Regions from separate parts of the Homo sapiens genome. Here region 1 is linked to region 2. The links are chromatin contacts, found by Hi-C or POLR2A ChIA-PET in ENCODE. All regions are on one chromosome and are shown on one strand. The core of a region is the stretch at or near the end of the contact, and the rest is flanking DNA. Distances in the headings are between cores, read along the strand shown. Region 1 overlaps CAND1.11 (a long non-coding RNA gene). Region 2 holds the start of CAND1.11 (a long non-coding RNA gene).

Region 1 (2,700 bases), core at 7-2,506, 99 kb after region 2:
TGTACAATGAACAATTAGGTGTTTGCTTCCCAGGCCCATGCTCCCCTCTCCACCACTACAGTCCTTGCATCTGGTAAGGGTGGGAAGGGGGTTCAGTGGCCACTGGTCCTAGGTGATGGCAAGGGTGGTGTCACTGGCTGGGGATGGTGGAGACTTTGCCGTGCCACAGGGGTGGAGAAGATGAGGGCAGAGAGGAGAGGTGGAATCATGGAAGAGAAGCCACAGGCTCGACCTCCCAGGCACCAGGGAGCAACAGAGGGATGCTTGTGAAAGTTTTTATCTGTCAGGACCCAAGATAGCTATAATGCATGTGACAGGGATGGCAATTTTGCAAATATAAAACAGATATATTTAATTACTCATTACATCACTGTTTTCCCTCTGAGATCCAGCTACAAAAATTATCACTAGAGGGCAGGAGAGGTCTCTTTAGCAAGAAACATGCGTCCTAGCCCAGGGTACTGGCTTCTCCCATAGTGTGGGGGCAGTGCTGACTAATGCTTCCCTGTTCACAACACGCTTAGAAAGTGAGAATATGCGTGTGGCACACTGGGGTCAGCTAAAGGGGATTTGGGAATGCCTACATGGGAGCTAGTGAAAAAAATTCACATTTTCTTCATGTTATATTATTACAATAATATACAAAACAAAATATTAAATGTTGAATTTATATAATATTCTAAAGAAAATCATTTAAATATTTTATTGTTAAACATGAGCTTGCTTCAAATTAACATGTCTTTTTTATGTAGTTTTAGGCTTGAAATGGCTACATGGAATTTCTGATCAAGATTTTTAAGGGTTTCTTCATTCTTTTTTCAAATTTCATTTGTTTCTAATTTTTAAATGTTTATAGATTTAGTGGGTACAAGTGCCATTTTGTTACATGGATATATTGCAAAGTGGTGAAGTCTGGGCTTTTCCTGTAACTATCACTTGAATAGTGTACATTGTACCCATAATCATCATTAACAGGAAATTTGTTTGTACAGATTGGTGATAAAAAGTTAAAAACAATTTTGCACCTGTTAAAAAATATATACCAGTTGAAATCATATAGAGACTATAACGGCATTTTCTTTTTTCAAACAACAAATGTGGTATTGAAATTTTTTGGGATGAGCATTGGATTTAGCACCCTTCAAACCTTTTGGATTCTAGTGCACTTAGGTAATGGTGAAGCCCTAATCTGCAGAATACACATGCAATTTTACATCAGATATCCTGCAGGCAGTGTGGAGGTGACTAAAGAGGCTCATCTACTGAGAAAGACAGGAACAGCCCATATACATCGAGTGACTGTTGTCCTGATTTGTCCTGAAGGGCTCTGATTCATTCTTCTGACATGACATGACTATCCAGAGCACTTCCCTTTGCTAAAAAACAAACAAGAAGCGTGCCAGTTTGGTGTTCATACACAGTGTGGATGAATCTCGAAACATTGCCCAGAATGAAAGAAGCCAGACACAAAAAAGTACATGCTGTATGATTCCATTTATTTGAAATTCTAGAATAGGCAAAACTAATTTGTAGTGATGGAAGACAGATGAGTAGTTGTCTCAGGCAGTGGTGGGGGTGAGTGACTGCAGTGGGGCATATGGGGCATTTGGGGGGTAATGACAACATTGTGTATCTTGATCATGGTAGTGGTGACACTGGTGGATCACCCATGTATACATTTGCAGAAACTCATAGTACTATATAGTTAAAATAGATGCATTTCATTATATGTAAATTATACCTCATTAAAGTCGATTTAAAAAAAGAAAGTATACTATTTTGGACAATGAATTTTATGGTTTCTGTACATAGGCGTGAAGACAGATTCAGGGCTGCCATTTCTACTGTGGCTGCCAGAAGCTCCCTCCTGCTCTCCTTGCCCCCGGCCCCATCCCTCTTGGTCTGTGCTCTGTGCTCACCCGACGCAAGGGACACACACTCCTCCAGTGGGTTTCTGGCTCTGTCCATGTGGGAGTGGCACACTATGCAGCAAGCTGCCAAAGGACGTGTCCTCGCCGCTTGGGATGAGATCACTGTCCTTGCTGTTTGATGGGGCCCACTCTTGGCTGCCCTCCAAGGAGCTGTAGGTGAGGTTCTCCTTAGAGGTACCCAGCCTGTGCACTTTGGCTGCCCTCTCACCTGAGGACCGAGGGCATCACCATTGTGCTGCATGCCTGTGGCCCATCTGAAGCACTTCCACGGGGAAGCTCTGGCCTAGGGAAGGTACCTGTGCCTGTCCCTAAGGCTTTCTCATGAGGCTAGAGTAGAAAGGGGGAGGATCTGACATAAAGGAAGCAAATAAGCACCCATTTCTTGGTCCCAGGGAATTGTGGGAGGAAGAAGGAGGGAGGACAGGAGATGGTGGAGAGTGGAGGGCAGTGGCGGGGGCAGTGCAAGGAGAAATGGAGCGGGATGGGAAGAGAAGTTGAGAGTGGTCAGCCAGATGGGTCTTAAATTCCCTTTCTGGGCTTTGGTCTAGAGCAAGTGTTGGCGAACTATTCTGTAAAGGGCTAGATAGTAAATGTCTGAGGTTCGTAGGATCATATGGTGTCTGTCACAACTACTCGACTCTGCCATTGCAGTGGAAAAGCAGCCAAGGACAATGGGTAAATGAATAAATGTGGTCATGTTCCAAGAAAACTTAATTTATGGGTGGCAAAATTGGAATTCATGTAATTTTCATGTGTCACAAAATATTCT
Region 2 (2,700 bases), core at 98-2,597:
TCGCCCACAAACTGATTTCTCACGGCGTGTCACCCCACCAGGGCGCAAGCCTCACTATTACTTGAACTTTCCAAAACCTAAAGAGGAAAAGTGCAATGCGTGTTGTACATACAGAGGTAACTATCAATATTTAAGTTTGTTGCTGTCAAGATTTTTTTTGTAACTTCAAATATAGAGATATTTTTGTACGTTATATATTGTATTAAGGGCATTTTAAAAGCAATTATATTGTCCTCCCCTATTTTAAGACGTGAATGTCTCAGCGAGGTGTAAAGTTGTTCGCCGCGTGGAATGTGAGTGTGTTTGTGTGCATGAAAGAGAAAGACTGATTACCTCCTGTGTGGAAGAAGGAAACACCGAGTCTCTGTATAATCTATTTACATAAAATGGGTGATATGCGAACAGCAAACCAATAAACTGTCTCAATGCTGATTCATTCTCTCGGCTCGGCTCTCACGTCTAGGAAGGGAGGGTGCCCTGGTCCCGGCCCGCCCAGGAGCCTTGGGGTCCCGCCGCCGGGCTTGGGAAGGTGGGACAGCGGCGCGTGCAGGTGCTGGCCCTACTCTGAGCGGGCTGAGCTGTCACGAGCTCTGTTCTCTGTGTGGGGCGCGCAGAACACGTGTCCTGGGTGCGAATCAGGGCTTCGCGGAGACGCCCGAGGTCACCGCCTGGCGTGGCGGCCGGCGGGGGGTGGGTAGGGGGAGCCCTAGTGGGTTGGCGAGCCTGGACTCTCGGGTTGCGCAACGGAGTCCTAGATTTATAGGGTTGCTCACAGAACCCGGCGCGAAAGCGAGCTTCGAAGAGTTGGGGTGGTCTCTGAGGCCTTCTAAGAGAGGCGTTCCCCCTGCCTGCCGCGGTTGTTAAAGTTCCAAGCCGCCCTAGCAATGCGTGGGGACACCTCCGGAAAACCCAGTAACCCCTAGTAACCCCGGGTCTGCCCGGGCCTGAGCGCCCGCGGGCCGCTGGCTCATGGGCGAGGCTGTAGCGCCCCCTGCAGGCAGCTGAGACAGGCCCAGCGCCGCCAAGCAGTACGTGCGGTTTAATAAGTTCTCCTACGTGGGAGTCAGCACACAGCCTTAATGAAAGAGGAAAGAAAGAAAAAAAAAAAGAGAGAAAGAAACAGTTTGCAGATGCCAACCAGGGCCGTCCTCCTACACCCCCCAGACCTGCACCGCGGCTCCCTGTTCTGGGACAGTGACTCAGCGCCCACACGCTGCGCTGCGTGCAGCTGCCGGCTGGAGGCGGGCAGGACGGACGTGCCGGCGGAACCGTGAGCCTCCGACGGCCTGAGACCTTCATTGTTCCGCCTCCCCTAGCCGCTCACCTCTTCCTTCCTCCTTCCCAAGCCTTTTTTCATTTTTTTCTTCACTTTTCTCCAGCCTTCCTCTCTCTCTCTCCTTCCTTCCTCCTTGCTTTCTTTATATGCCTTATCTTCTGAGAAGGTTGACCCCAGTTCCGGCGATAGACGGACACTAAGCCCCCCTTGAGTGACTAGAAAGGCAGGGGACATAGGAACAGTTAGGACATAAGGGAAGAGTAAAGAGAGGGACCCCTGATTTTGATTTCAGGGTGCCCTGTTTGTCTCATCCAATATCCTGAAGACCCAAGATGGAGACCAGCTACTTGTCCCTTCCAAAAAGCTTCCCTGGCCTTAATGTCAGTGCTTGTAGGTGATCTCAGAAACCTCCCTGGTGAAGAAAACCTGAAGGTGAGTTTGGAGAATGGAAATGTTTCCAGGGTAGCCTACGGCCTTCTGGGGCTTTTGCACATTACAGGGTCCCCTCCGAGGGGCTAGGATGTTTAGTTTCTTGCAGAAGAGGACTGCATACCCACTGAGAGAGAGGGGCCCTACTCTGGGGTCCAGAGATACCTCATTCCAAAGCAGTTTCAATTTAGAAGAAAGTAAACTCGAGTACATAGAATTTCCTTAAGACCATACAAAACCTCAGTTTGGGCACCTGGCTGTTGACAATGCCAATCTCATATAGTTTATTGTCCTGTTTGATCTTAATAATTGTGTGAGGTGTGCCAGAATTGAGGAGGTTAGAAATGCAGCTACAGACCATTCTTGTCCTCAAGGGCCTTTCAGAAAAAGATTCACTTTGTGGGAACTCTGTGCCAGGCACTGAGAAGGTACCAGGCATGTATGAATGAAAGAGTGACTCAAGATTCCTGTCATGGAATTTCTGTGCCAGTGAGTGGGTTCTGGGTGGTCTGAAGGGGCTACAGAAACTGCAGAGAGCAGCAAACACTTAAGCCTCGCAGACAGTGGCGCAAGATTACTCCTTTCCTTGAGCCAAGGTTGTCCTGTAGCCACAAAGCACTCCAGCCAAACCTCACCTTGGCACAGCGTCAGCCAGCAAACAAAGCTGCCAAAGGCAGGTTGGGCACAAGCTTCGGGCGGTTGTGAGCAGGGAACAGGCGTCTAGCCTTGTGCTGAGGAAGTCTTATGACTTGAGGGAATCCAAGGCAAGTGAAGGAGATGGTTCAGCCCTAAGACAAAAGAGGCAGCTGCTCAGCTGGAGTCCTTCCCGCTGAGAATCCTGTGACTGGAGACATGTGCGAGGAGACAGAGACCCTCCTAAGACCAGTTTGGTATGAGTTCAGGATTAACCAAAGGTCACCATCAAACCCCGGGCTCTTCTCTTTGAGGTGCTGAAGCTTATCAGGATAGGGACTATTGATGCCAAGAACACATTG

The links. A loop is a pair of places that touch in the nucleus more often than their neighbours do. ChIA-PET counts read pairs that join two places held with the same protein, here RNA polymerase II (POLR2A). Pooled maps may share reads with other maps.
Region 1: a map of endothelial cell of umbilical vein shows a loop between it and region 2 (9-fold over the local background). The contact joins the enhancer-like site here to the promoter of CAND1.11 in region 2. A Hi-C loop is called at or near these places in 2 of 168 maps with a recorded cell type or tissue (astrocyte of the cerebellum and endothelial cell of umbilical vein) and 3 of 50 pooled maps. POLR2A ChIA-PET finds 5 or more read pairs at or near these places in 10 of 52 experiments (A549, AG04450, Caco-2 and 7 more).

Annotation. Positions count from the first base shown.
Region 1 is chr11:10,405,900-10,408,599 of GRCh38, forward strand. The region is part of intron 2 of CAND1.11 (a long non-coding RNA gene); the gene reads left to right. Among named protein-coding and RNA genes, the nearest start is that of AMPD3, 48 kb to the right of the region's middle. Within about 2 kb of position 1,257, at least 6 of the 41 ENCODE cell types and tissues checked have a DNase peak (open chromatin) inside an H3K27ac peak, as active enhancers do; they include PC-9, where a contact is called at or near this core.
Region 2 is chr11:10,306,966-10,309,665 of GRCh38, forward strand. CAND1.11 (a long non-coding RNA gene) reads left to right here and starts at 1,348. Exons shown (of 4, transcript NR_103765.1): 1 at 1,348-1,708. It overlaps ADM (adrenomedullin), which reads left to right. Exons shown (of 4, transcript NM_001124.3): 4 at 1-432. RefSeq lists silencers at 1-11, 349-448 and an enhancer at 949-1,218.